Linked DNA regions of Homo sapiens: region 2 is linked to region 1. Evidence: chromatin contacts called from ENCODE POLR2A ChIA-PET data. All regions are on one chromosome and are shown on one strand. Each heading gives the region's core, a stretch centred on a gene start or an enhancer-like site at or near the end of the contact. The rest is flanking DNA. Distances are from core to core; before and after follow the strand shown. Region 1 overlaps LINC02935 (long intergenic non-protein coding RNA 2935). Region 2 has its middle 170 kb from the start of HABP2.

Region 1 (6,407 bases), core at 1,907-4,406:
CCCACCTCAGCCGCCCAAGTAGCTGGGACTACAGGCAGGAGCCACCATGCTTGGCCAATTTTTGTATTTTTGTAGAGACAGTGTTTTACCATGTTGCCCAGGCTGGTCTCAAACTGCTGGGCTCAAGCGCTCCATCTGCCTTGGCCTCCCAAAGTGCTGGAAATACAGGCGTAAGCCACCGCACCCGGCCTAGACCTGCATTTGAATCCCAGTTTGGCTCCTTCTCCTCTCAGCAAGACCCTGGGCAGGTATGACCTTGATCAAACACGCCCCATATTCCCCTGGCTCACCTTCAAGGTCACCCGCCATTCCCTGTGCCTGCTGACAGTCTCCACCCTCAAGTGCCCAGGGTCTCCCCTTGGTTCCAAGAGAACTTGCTCAATCTTGAGTAGGGCAAGCAGAGTGCCCTAGATTTAACCCCTCCAGAGAAGGCATCCCCCAAAGAGGGCCAGAGGCTGTTGGCTAAGCATCTCAGCTTCCTCGTCCCTTTGGGGACAAGAGATGACACAAAGCACTGGTTCCTCGGAAGGCCCCCAGCAGGATGAAGCCTCAGTTGTCCATAACAGCACCTGCAATGTCTCTTCCTTCCCTGCTCCCTTACTGGTGCTTCCTGGGATCGCCTCCTGAATAAACTACCTGCTCCCAAATCCTCCCAAATGCTAAGCTCTATAAGCCTCAGTTTTCCCAATGGTAAAAGGGGTCTGGCAACATCCACCTCATAGGGTTGTTAATGAGTGAGACTATGTAATAATCCTTGCAGTGGAAAAATCCAGAGGTGCATCTGCTCTCTCCCTGAGCCCTTGTCTACTATGTGCTCTATGGAATGAGGTGGGTGTTTATGAAGTCTCATAATGTCATGACCACCATGGGTTAGTAGCCAGTGCACAAAGGCTAAGGTTTGGAGAATATGAGTTATATGCTTGCATCAGTACTTAGGTTCTTACTGGGGCTCCCGTGACAAATGAAAAATGGCTACTATAGAAAAGAAAGGAAATGGAAGTCTCCATCTTGGTGAGAAGACAAATACACTATTCATTTGTCAGAAAGATTTCAGGTCCTTTCAGAAGTAGCATGAAAGAGCAGAGAGTTTGAATCTTGGCCCCACCACCTAAAATAGCTGTGTAAATGTGAACAATTTACTTGATCTTGCTGAGCCTGTTTTCTGTATTGCAAAATTGTAATGAGAATTTAAATAATATCAGTAACCCCTTTGAGTAGAGGCAGTTCTATTGTGGGTAAGAAACGAATGATACGGTCTTTGCTTTCCAAGATCTTAGAATCTCACTGGGAGATAGGGCCAGGCAGGTGGCTCACACCTGTAATCCCAGCACCTTGGAAGGCCAAGGCGGGCGGATCACTTGAGGTCAGGAGTTTGAGACCAGCCTGGGCAACATAGTGAAACCCCTGTCTCTTCTAAAAATACAACAATTAGCCAGGCATGGTGGTGTGCACCTGTAATCCCAGTTACTAGGGAGGCTGAGGCAGGAGAATTGCTTGAACCCGCGAGGCAGAGGTTGCAGTGAGTTGAGATCATGCCACTGCACTCCAGCCTGGGCGACATGGCAAGACTCCATTTAAAAAAAAAAAAAAAGAATCTCATTGGGAGATAAGATCAGACACAGGAATAGCAGAAGCAGAGCATGACTGGATCCTTGGCCAGCAATATTTACTGAGCACCTACTATGCACTAGACATTGAAATGCAGGTGCTTGCTAGAAGTGGTCACAGGAGACTCTCCCTCTACCAGTATTCATCTTATAAGCCACCTTTCCTTCCTTCCTTCCTTCCTTCCTTCCTTCCTTCCTTCCTTCTTTCTTTTCTTCCTTCCTTCCCTTCTTTCCTTCTTCTTCCCTCCCTCCTTTCCTTCCTTTTCCTCTTCCTCCCTGTCTCCCTCCTTCCCTTCCTTCCTCACTTCTGTCTTCTCTTTCTTTTTCTCTTCTTTTCACCCATATTGTTTCATTCCTTCCTCTCTAAATCTGTTTTTCCCTCCTTCTCTGTCAGCACCATAGACCTCCAACCAGCGATGTTACTTGATCTCAGGGGAGCTGCAGGTCCAGACAATCCCAAGCCCTGGAGATCCCATCCATCCTTCAGGGTAAACTGGGAGCATCTTCTTCCACCCCCAGAGTATTTGAATTTGAATGGAAGGAGGAGCATCATAATCACTGAATGCATCAAATATCTCTGAGTCCCATTATATGTAAGGTTCTCTACAAATAGCAGTACGCTGGAACCAGCTCATACTAGCTTCTAGGAAACAATTATTAAGTTTTCAGGATTTTTTTCTTAAATTTATTCATTATTATTATTATTATTATTTGAGACAGAGTCTTGCTCTGTCAACCAGGCTGGAGTGCAATGGCGGGATCTCAGCTCACTGCAACCTCCACCTCCCAGGGTCAAGGGATTCTCCTGCCTTAGACTCCCAAGTAGCTGGGGTTACAGGCACACGCCACCACACCCGGCTAATTTTTTTGTATTTTTAGTAGAAATGGGGTTTCACCATGTTGGCCAGGCTGCTCTCAAGCTCCTGACCACAGGTGATCCACCTGCCTCAGCTTCCCAAAGTAGTGGGATTACAGGCGTGAGCCACTGTACCCGGCCTTTTAATTTATTTTTTATTTTTTGAGACAGTTTTCCTCTGTCATCCAGGCTGGAGTGCAATGGCACACTCTCAGCCCACTGCAACCCTTGCCTCCTGGGCTCAAGCAAATCTCATGCCTCAGCCTCCCGAGTAGCTGGGATTGCAGTCATGCACCACCATGCCTGGATAATTTTTGTATTTTTTAGTAGAGACAGGGTTCCACCATGTTGGCCAGGCTGGTCTCAAACTCCTGGCCTCAAGTGATCTGCCCACCTCAGCCTCCCAAAGTGCTGAGATTACAGGTATGAGCTATCATGGCCAGCAAGTTTTCAGGAATTTCTGAAGTGGCTGATGTCACATTGGTAGCTTGAAGTCAGCCATGATGGGACTATTTACACTACCGAAATTGGCAACTGCTACAAATCAGAAATGTATTTCCTCAGAGAGCCAGTTGTTAAACATTTACCAGCACACCACTGCATAAAATATAGGTTATACAAGAGAGACAGAGATGTGTAGAAACACACCCTGCCTTCAAGGAGCTACATAGGAGGTGAGATGATAACGATGTTGAGAATGTTGCTGATTTATAGCCAGGAAATGAAAGTTCAAGTTTCAGCTGAGTCACCCAGGGCAGGTCATTTTCTTTCTCTGGAACTCAGATTTCTGTTAAATGGGAATTATGGTAATATCTCCCTGCCTTTTTCACTGGGTTTTTGGGGAATTCACCAAAAATGATACACATGAAAGAAAACCCATTGGGGCCAGGCGCGATGGTTCATGCCTGTAATCCCAGCACTTTGAAAGGCTGAGGCGGGTGAATCACATGAGGTCAGGAGTTTGAGACCAGCCTAGCCAACATGGTGAAACCCCATCTCTACTAAAAATACAAAAAAATAACCAGGTGTAGTGGCATGCATCTGTAATCCCAGCTACTCAGGAGGCTGAGGCACAGGAATCGCTTGAACCTGGGAGGGAGAGGTTGCAGTGAGCTGAGATGGCACCACTGCACTCCAGACTGGGCAACAGAGTGAGACTGTGCCAAAAAAAAAAAAAAAAAAAAAAAGGCGGGGGGGGGTGGGTGTGGAATTATGTAACATCTCTCTGCCTTTCTCACTGGGTTATTAGGGAATTCACCAAAAATGATACATATGAAAGAAATCCCATTGGGATCTATACTGAGCTGTTCCAATCATAGAAACATCCAGAAGGAACAAGACTTCACCTGAGTGCCCCCAAGAAGGGATTTAACTACACACAGGACCACCCTGATGAACTATTAGAAGCCAAGAGAAGCAAAAATTGAGTTTTATGTCCCCTGGTTAGACTAGAAGCAGCTTGACAGCCGGGCCCTGTCTGCTATTTCTTTGTGCCCTTCACCAAGTATAACACAGGATTGTGATCCTAAGGAATAAACAGGTGGTTCAGGGAGGAGGCCTGGGGGCACCTGTGGTGAGTCTACCCGCAAAGGCTGTGCTATGAATGGAGGCAGAGATAGTTCTGTCTTTTCCAATCTACTGCAAAGAGGCTGTTGGGGCTGTGTGCAGGTATCTGAATGATGAAATGGAATGTCCTTGATGGATAAGGAGCAATAACTATTGCAAGCACATGACTTGGATTGGGATCTTTTTTAAAAATGTTAATCTAGGCTGGGTGCGGTGGCTCACGCCTGTAATCCCAGCACTTTGGGAGGCCAAGGCGGGCAGATCACGAGGTCAGGAGATCGAGACCATCCTGGCCAACATGGTGAAACCCCGTCTCTACTAAAAATACAAAAATTAGCTAGGCGTGGTGGCAGGCACCTGAAGTCCCAGCTACTTGGGAGGCTGAGACAGGAGAATCGCCTGAACCCAGGAGGTGGAGGTTGCAGTGAGCCGAGATCGTGCCACTGCACTCCAGCCTGGCGACACAGTGAGATTCTGTCTCAAAATAAAAAATAAAAAATTGTTAACCTAAAGAACAAGGTAAGGGTGACTCGCTTTGTACCCTGGGGGCTTCTCCTTGGGCAACTGGTGGAGCATCATCCTGAAGGTTTCCTCGTCAGCCAGTTGTCCCACTCACATTCTCCCAGCATCCCAGCCTTACCTCCTGCACCCTCCCTGTTATTCTTCCTCCCTCCATGACAGTCCAAGGCATTTACACTTGGAGCCACCCACTCTGTGCGTAATTATAGGAAAGTATTTGTATCTTTTTCTCTAATGATTTAATGGTCTGTCTTCCCAACCACACTGTAAAACCCTGGAGGGCATAGAATATTGTCAATTGTATCTGTTTCTCGTGTGCTTCTTATTAGTACCCTGGAAGTGCTCAGTACATCATATGAGCCAGAGTGCTGGCCAGGAATGAGACCACGCTTTGCCTGTTGGTCACCGCATCTCCAGGGAACTCAGAGGCATCTCCAGGAAACACCTGAATATGTGAGCTGGTTCCTTACAACAGTCCAATGAAGCAGAGGTGTGAGCAGATCCTTTTTACAGCTAAGGAAACTGAGGCACAAAGAGGTTGACAGCACACTTGCCCCAAAGCGCAGGTAAGCAGCAAAGCCAGAATGCAAAGTTTGGTCTATCTTAAAAACCCATGCTCTAGACTGGGCACAGTGGCTCACACCTATAATCCCAGCACTTTGTCAGGCCAAGGTGGGCGGATCACAAGGTCAGGAGTTTGAGACCAGCCTGACCAACATGGTGAAACCCCGTCTCTACCACAAATACAAAAATTAGCCGGGCGTGGTGGCATGTGCTTGTAGTCCCAGCTACTTGGGAGGCTGAGGCAGGAGAATCACTTGAACCCAGGAGGCGGAGGTTGTAATGAGCCGAGATCGCGCCACTGCACTCCAGCCTGGGTGACAGAGTGAGACTCTGTCTCAAAACAAACAAACAAACCCGTGGTCTTAACAACTATGTTATTAGGCAACACTGAGGAAAAGCTGTGAGTTTACTGAGTGAGTAGTACTATGGTGTTATCCCAACTTAGCCAATTGAAGAACCGAGGCAGTCAGTGGTTAAGACAACCTGCCCACGTTGTTGCAGGCACCCGGGACCTGCTGGGAAGGTCTTGGATGGTAGATCTCTGCAGAGAGTGTGAACTGCCAAGGGCTGCTGGGTCTAGAAGAGAGGGCCTGGAAGGTGTTGGAGTCTCGGATGAACAGCTCTCTAGTAAGGGCAGACAAGATGATGGTAGAAAGACTTTAGGCTCTGAAGGGTGCCTCCGTCCTCTTTGTAGGTTTGCCCTTAAACCCAGTGTGACTCGGTGCAAACCTCCATTTCAGGTCTGTTTTCCTTTCTTCCTTCCCTTTTGCTCATCCTCGTGCAGAGCCCAGGGTATTTTTGGTGTTTTGTTTTTTCACTTTCCCTCCTGCACTGTGTGACTGCGGCAGAATGTTCCGGGAACATCTAGTTAGAGATCACTTCGTGTGCTCCAAGGCCTGGGGACATGCTGTCCTCCTGGCCAGGCGGCCGCCAGGAACTGTTAATATGGCAGCAGCACTGGCCTCCCGGGGCTAAGGAGGCACTGAATGGGCCTGGCTCAGTCCCTCAGGACTACCCTGGAGGCTCTGTAGGCAGACCAGACACCAGGGTTACGTGGGGACTGCAAAACCCAGAGCAGGGGCCAAAGCTGAGATGAAGGCCAAAGCTCTGCCTTCAGATTCCACTTCTTCCCCAGCCAAAGTCAGCCCTGGGCTTCTCCTCAGCCTTCAGAAACAGCCACTGAGGCTCGACCAACTCTGGTGGCCTAGAACGTCTCAATCTGGTCCTCCTTGCAAGTGGCACTCTGCAGACCCACCAAGCTGGCATTCAGAGCTGCATTCCCAATAGAGACACCT
Region 2 (7,177 bases), core at 1,183-3,682, 480 kb after region 1:
ACACCAGGGCTTTTCTACCTCCCGACATCCCTCATGAGATGAGAAGGTAGTCTCAAAGTCCTGAGTTTTTCCCTCTTCCTTGAGGCTGAGTTATTGAAAACAATCCTTCTGCTCTGCCATCCACTTTTCCTCCGCCTCTCATCCCAAGCCCCAAGTCCCTCTGTATACAGATGAATGGATGAATGAATAGCTGAATGAATGAATTCCATATGAAGGATGCCAGGGTACCCAGTCTGGCTTTGTTTGCTCAGAGAGCGTTGGTTCTCAAGGGGTAAGAGTAGCTCTTGGTCCTTACCAGGTGCTTCCTAGATCTTCTGAGACAGAGCCATAAGATTCAGATGGTTCTAGAAGTGGAGCAAGTGTCAAAATGAAGCATGTTGGATTAAATTGAGTTGGTAAGAGCATAAGCCCTGGAGCCAGGGGGGCAAATCTTTTCTTTCACTCAGTAGCTGGGTATCCATGGGCAAGGTCCGACGTCTCTTCATTTGTAAGATGAAGAAGATAATGGTACCTACCCCACATGGGTGGTGTGAGCACTTCTTGAGATTATGTAAGTAAAGTGTTTGAAACAGGCCTGGCATGTGACGAGTACTTATTAGTGTCCACCATTAGAATCACAGTGTTAAGCTTTTGGAGGTCATGGACCACTTTGAGAAGGTAATCAAAGCTGAACCTCTCCCCCTAAAATAGATGTGCATATGTACACAAAGTTGAGAAATCAACTTTTGTGAACCTCTACTATGAAAGATCACCACAGAATTCACAATACTCTTGGGACTTTCTGGTGTATTCCAATTAATGGGATTCTCCTTTCTCTGAAATTCTTCACAGCAAACTGACAATGCCACACAAGATAGTCTCCAACTTTATTCTATCTCATGTTGCTCATGAATAGTTTATACTTACAGTTTGTGTGTTGGTCTTCACAATCAGACCATAAATTCCTTGGAGACCAGGACTGGATGTGATGCTTCACCATCCTTTATAGTAATGGGACAGTGTATGGGTCTATGGTTCTAGGTCAAGCTGGCTACATTAGTTTCACCTGGGGAAGATTTCTGGGTCTCACTGCTGGAAGTACCTGGGAATGTATTTCTTAAAGTTCCCTAGTTTGTGGTGTTCTCAGCCAGTTTGGAGAACCCTTTTTGTTGCAGCGAGTAATCACAAGGAAATTTCTAGTTGATTATGGAGACAATAGCATATCCCACTAGATACCAGGTGCTGTGTCTGGTGCTTTCCAAGTATAGATTCCTGAAAGCTTAACAGCCCATTGAAGTATGTAGACAGTATCATCCTAGTTTTAGCATATGAAGAAACTGAGGCACAGAGAGGTTGAGTAACTGGAAGTAACAGAGCTGATGGAGTTCAACTTCTCTGACTCCAGTGCTCATGCCCTGAAGCCACCCACGCTGCCTCCATACTGGCGGATTATGAGATAATGCATTGCCTGGTCAATAACTCTCCTATTCACTGGGGTGGTTGCATTGTGAAATACACCCCATGTCTTGGGATCCCTCGAAATCTTTGGTCATTAAGGGGTTTGAATTTCTCTGTTCAAAGATTTGCCTGACTGCAGGCCTTAAGGTACAATGTGAACAGAAAAGGTGAGAGCACTTGGGGGAAGGATCATGATCACAGAGTCAACCTCCTCTGACAGGTGAGCCAAGGAGACCACCCACAAATCCCTTTGCAGGGATCACTTTACTATTTTGCTATTTCGGTTGCTGTTAACTGACAATCAAGCAAAGGCTGCTCAGCCAATGCTTCGAACTGGCTGGGAGATAGTCAAATAGTCATTTTAAGCACGTTATTCTAGACCTCTCAGAGTCCCAAGAAACCTATCCTGATGCCATAAGAAAATATGTAGTCCTGTATACTTTGTCCCTCCCCTCCTCGTAGTGATAAATACACAACCTGCAGCAGTGAAAGTTGGAATGCTTCCCTCCACGTGGAGCTGCATCAGCTGCAGGTGGGGCTGGTGCCTGATCCCAAGCTGGCTTGTGTTAGCCTGTGGCCATGTCCTCGCCCATGACTATGAACCGTAGGGGAGTGGGGGGCTGGATCAGTCATTGGTCTTCAGTTCACCCCCTTTTCATTTTAACGTCTGTCTCAGACCATTTGAACACATGTTTAGGAAAAATTGCCTCTCCCTTTCCAAACTGATCCTGATGGATACTGATGTTTTTATGATTATTAATAAAATCTTCAAGACAGAATTTTATGGGCACACAGAGACTCTAAAAAGTCATTCTTTGACTTGAAAAATTGTATATGGTAAGGATGCTGGAGGAAATTTTTAATAAGAATGTTCAAGTGGAAAGTCAGGGTGCAAAAGACAGAATTGTAAGAATCTGCTGCGGTTCCTTTCACCATTGAATTTGCTTCCTGCAAAGGCCTTCACGGTATGTGTTTCCTCAAGATAGCACACCCCCAGGAAGTGTCTTCGATGTGAGTAATGGTTTCAGTTTCGGTGGGCAGCCAGAAGTCTCTTTGGGAAAATATGTCGTTAAATATTCTTTGGTTTGTTTTTTATGATCGGCTTTGCTTTCTGCCCCCTTCCTCTGTCCTTCCCTCCCTTACTTCAATTCTGTCAACATCCTCTTTGAAGTTTCATGGATCTGTTCACCGAAATTGGGTAAAATCAAAGAGACTTAAAAAGAAACCCCAATTCCTTTTTAACCTCCAAGTGAGAATGGGTTGAAAAATGAGACACACTCGAGGGGCATGATGAGTTAAACACTGATGTGTCTCATCCTCAGAGAACAGGAAGGGCAGATCACCCGACATCTGGTTAGAAGTCAGCTTCATAATTCATGCAGATATTGTGAAGAAAATTCCTCAGTGAAGCCTGGAAAAATTTAGCTTTGCTCAATGCAAGGGAATAAATCAGCATTGTTTCCGCGTGCAGCCCTTGTTTTAGAAAGCAAGGGTAGCTGTAAGCAATACTGAGTCCCACCTGTGAATGTCCTCTTTCTCTGCCACCCCTACCTCCTCCACCTTCTCCTTTCCTCCTAGTTTTGGGAGTCCTGTAAAATCCTGTATTTACACTGGGATACTGGAAAACTTGGTCATTACCAGCACATAATGACAGGTTGGTTAATTAATGGTGTGCATTCAAAAATGGGAGTAGGACAAACAAGACAGCTAATTTTGATAATGAACAGATTCGAAGCAACCAGATGACAGTGTTCTCTGTATATAGTTCCACACCAGCCATGTTTTTGTTTGGATTCTGTGTTAATTTTAGAAACTGTAAAACACAACATGCCAAATTGGTTGATTGAAATAGTGCTACTTCCCAGAGGCTAACAATCTGTTGTCTCTTGCAAGAGGCAAGAGGTTGCAGCATAAGTGCTTACTTGGTTATAGGCAAGAGCCTCCACGCAAACCGGGGAATTGAGACAGTTGTCCAGGAAATTCAGTGCCTCAGTTAACTGGCTGCTTTGAGTATTTTGATTCTGCTTGATGCCTGTCTGCGTATTCCTTCATTCATTTGTTTATGCTGCCATTCATTACATATTGGTTCAACTCTCTTTGCCAGTATAGACCCAGATTATATTTTGATCGGGAACATTGTCTTTTTAGTCAAAGTTACAAAGAGTATTTTCCCTAAAGACCAGTCAAGGAAGCTGGCCATTTCAAGTAATCTACAAATATTTATTCCTGAAGGAATACTAACTTTTTAGGGACCTTTTAAACCCAACAAAATCTAGTTGCTGGGTTTAAAATGAATAGAAGGAAGGACGGAAGGAAAGAGAGAAGGAAGGAAAGAAGGGAGATGGATTGGTTTGTGATTTTTAATTCAGACAAACTTTGAAGAAACACCCTTTCTTTAAATAATAAATACTGGCTGCTAATTTGTTGAATTTTAAATAATATGATAAAATGGTACTTAAGGAAGCTATACACAACAAAGATAAACATTTTTGCTCTCATGGGATCTCTATTTAAAAGTAGAAAAGATTGTTTTAACAGAGCGTCATATAATAGCAAATATGGTAGCTGGCTTATTAGAAAGTCATAAATGTTTATGTTTGACTCACATTTTGTAAAATGTTGTCACTGAGCGTGGTTATATATGGCAGTTTCTTGTAGTCCGTCTCACTAAAATTAACTGTTCACTAGTAAAAGGTTCACAATACTGGGTATAACTTAATGAGAATTAAAACAAGCTCCTCTTTTCAGCAGAGCTTTTGCTTGAGAGAAAAGTCCCCCCAGAATATCAGGGAGATACTTCAGATAAACATTCAGAATCACCTCCTGGCTAAGCATGTGAGCCAGGAAAAAAAGAAAAAAAAAAAAAAAAAAAAGAAAAAACTCAGTCAAGACCCCCATGGCAAGTGGAAAGGATTTGAAATAGCTCATAATTTGGGCTTTGAGCTATTCTGCAGGGTTGTTAGCTGTTTGGTATGATTCGTTTTATCCAAGAGCAGTTCCGGATTGTCAGGCATCCTCTCTTATTGCAAAGATAAATAAATAGAAATTCAGACATTCGGGGAGAATTTGACTTTTATTTCCTTCTTCCTCATTAGAGCCTATTTGGACCCTCACCCCCACCCCCACCCCCCTTTTAAGCCTTTCCGTTTCATGATAACTCTTTCAAGAAGAGAAACAAGCATAAAACAAACAACAGTTAGAAAGAAGCAACCACCTTGTTGGGGATTCCTGTGAATGTATTTAGAAATGAAACACTTCTTGCTTTTGCTTTAATAAGCATTTAGGAGGCTCTACTATCGGGCCATGAGTAATGAGAAAGAGGTATGGTTTTGATTTACTACTGTAGTTTAAATAGACTTAGAATCCAGTGAAATTGTTTTGTTCTAATTCTATCCATTTTTTTCTCAGTTCACCAACTTCTCAAAGAAAGACTTTCCCCAAGTAGCCGGCATTTTCCCAGTATGATAAGGCAAGCAGCGAGAAAGTTTTGTTGTTGTCTTTGTCTTGCTTTTCCCCACTTCAAGCCTCTGAGGCCCCATGGAAATCCTTGGAGTACACTTGGTTGAGTATGGACCATTCTAAATGAAATACAAATCAAAAGCATCCTTTCACTGGCCCCTTTAGGTTCTTAAGCAGAAGAATGTTCTGATCACTGAAGCCATTTCAAGACCTGAAATTAGAAAGTAATAAAAAATATCACACTCTCCCTGGTGGGTAGGACATATAATTGGTTCCCCAGCAGGACTTCAGCTCCAAGTGAGAAATGCGTAGCCTGTGGATCCTTGCTTTCAGAAGAACCACATGCAAACACTACCAAATAAGTAAAAAATAAGCAAAGGGAAACAGGAAAACCAGAGACAAATTCAGAAATAAATAGCCAAGGGCTAGAAAGAATAAAGAAAAAAAAAAAGCATTAACCCCAGATGTCTTTAAACACAAAAATTTGTGCACAAAACACCAGACGAGACGGTAAGTTTATGTGTTTAGATCAGCTTGGACAAACACCGCTGTTCAGGACTGCAGTTATTTTTTTGGATTCCATTCTGGCTGCAAGATGTTCTTGGGGAGAAAATGGACTGTGCTCACACAATCCTAACTGTTTGGGATTTGACTTAAAAAACTGGCCAGGGCCTTGATTTGCAGCTCACTCTTGGCCTAAGCCCGGCGTTCCAGCCGGTTGGGTTTTGTTGCTCGTGGAGTTTGGAAGCCGAACAGTTGGGGTGTGCTGCGATGGACAGGGCCACTGAGCACACAGAGCCTGGTGCTATGCTGCCACCTTCTGTCTAATGTGTCATAGCAAGAGGTGGCTGAGCTCTGGACTGCCTAGAAAACTCGGTGACTTTCTGCCTTTGAGAGTCAGGTCCTCTATAATCTGCACATTCCGGAGCAGCAGTGCCCTCTCTTCCTGTACACCTGTGGGTTCAAGGCCTTGGGGGCTGGCCCTTTGATAGCTTCTTCCAGAACCCACGCCAGTCTGTTTGTTTGCCTCTCTTCCTCATTCCCTCCCTCTCTCCCTGCCAGATCTTGAAGTTTCCGTAGGTAGAAGGGTCTGGAAAAACGAGGTTGAAGGCAAAGACAGGGCTTTTCGTTTTCAAACGTCAGCACACTCTTGTCTAAATTACTGCCAAAGACAAATGGGATGAAGTGGAGGAAAGGAAAAGTGAGATTGAATAGCAGGAAAAAAGCCCTGACAGCAAGATCTATTGCCCTGTGGAGAGGTGTCCCCAGGGGTGAGCTATTGGTTGAGATATTTAAAACTTGAGTGGACAAAACATTAGACCCTTCACCACAGGGAACAATTCTACAGCAGCCCCTGGGACCTGACCCTCGTGAGCGCAGAGGTCCTTCCCAACTCTAATTTTTTATGATTTCTCAATTGACTTCCCATTCTATAAAAAGTATTCTGTTGCTGCTCAGAAACCCAACTGCTTTGACATTCTGTTTGAGGTCGGGATGGTTTCAATCTACTTTCAGTTGTGTGCAGCATTGAAAATGCCCCTATACCTACTTTTTTTGAGCCAAAGAAATGTAAATTCATATAATTAAGCCTAGAAATATGTATTTGAGGAATGACATAGGGGACACTGCCCTTGACAACTGGCCAAGACATGACTCGCCAAGCACCCGGGGATTTGCTGTACAGCCTTTGACAAATGCTTACCCTTTCTGAGTCACCAGTTTTCATTGGGTTGTCTCACTGGTCAGGATGAGAATATCTGATGCCAGTTGGGAACATTTTGGAAGGACTGTGGTGGTGAAAGAAATAGCTTAGTTCTGCACCTGATTGCCAATCACTCCTTGTTGTGAGGATTGTACACTTCTCAGCTTGCAGGCCTGGATCAGGGGAGACAAAAGGAGGGAGAGAGGTGAGATGTCGGATGTGCGGTCATGGTCTTTGCTTGCAGGTTCTCCCTCCCTGGGGTGACTGGGTTCAGCCATCCAGCTGATTATTTTTAGGCTCTTGTTAATTGCCAGGCATGGAGCTAGGAGCTTGTGTGTCAGAGTGGAAGTGAACAAAAACAGTGGAGAACAAATGGAGTCCTCAGGGATACCTATCTCAGTGGCTTCGAACTGTTCTTAGGGTAAAGTTTAAAATCCCACATTCTGCAAAGCATCAGGTGATCTGGCCCTTCCTGCTTCTTTGATCTCTCCTTGGACCTTTCTCCAGCAGGCTGAGTTCCCTCAATTTTCCTTGGTGAGCTCTGTTTCTTCTCATCTCAGTGCCTGCCTGGGTGCTCAG

What was found. ChIA-PET counts read pairs that join two places held with the same protein, here RNA polymerase II (POLR2A).
Region 2: POLR2A ChIA-PET joins it to region 1 with 18 read pairs in Panc1. The contact joins two enhancer-like sites. POLR2A ChIA-PET finds 5 or more read pairs at or near these places in 3 of 52 experiments (OCI-LY7, Panc1 and naive thymus-derived CD4-positive, alpha-beta T cell).

What each region holds. Positions count from the first base shown.
Region 1 is chr10:112,901,100-112,907,506 of GRCh38, forward strand. LINC02935 (long intergenic non-protein coding RNA 2935) reads left to right here. Exons shown (of 3, transcript XR_001747706.2): 2 at 4,878-5,114. Among named protein-coding and RNA genes, the nearest start is that of LINC02935, 13 kb to the left of the region's middle. RefSeq lists an enhancer at 165-665. Within about 2 kb of position 3,157, at least 2 of the 41 ENCODE cell types and tissues checked have a DNase peak (open chromatin) inside an H3K27ac peak, as active enhancers do.
Region 2 is chr10:113,379,624-113,386,800 of GRCh38, forward strand. No RefSeq gene overlaps it. Among named protein-coding and RNA genes, the nearest start is that of HABP2, 170 kb to the right of the region's middle. RefSeq lists an enhancer at 1,830-3,029 and a silencer at 5,687-5,796. Within about 2 kb of position 2,433, at least 9 of the 41 ENCODE cell types and tissues checked have a DNase peak (open chromatin) inside an H3K27ac peak, as active enhancers do.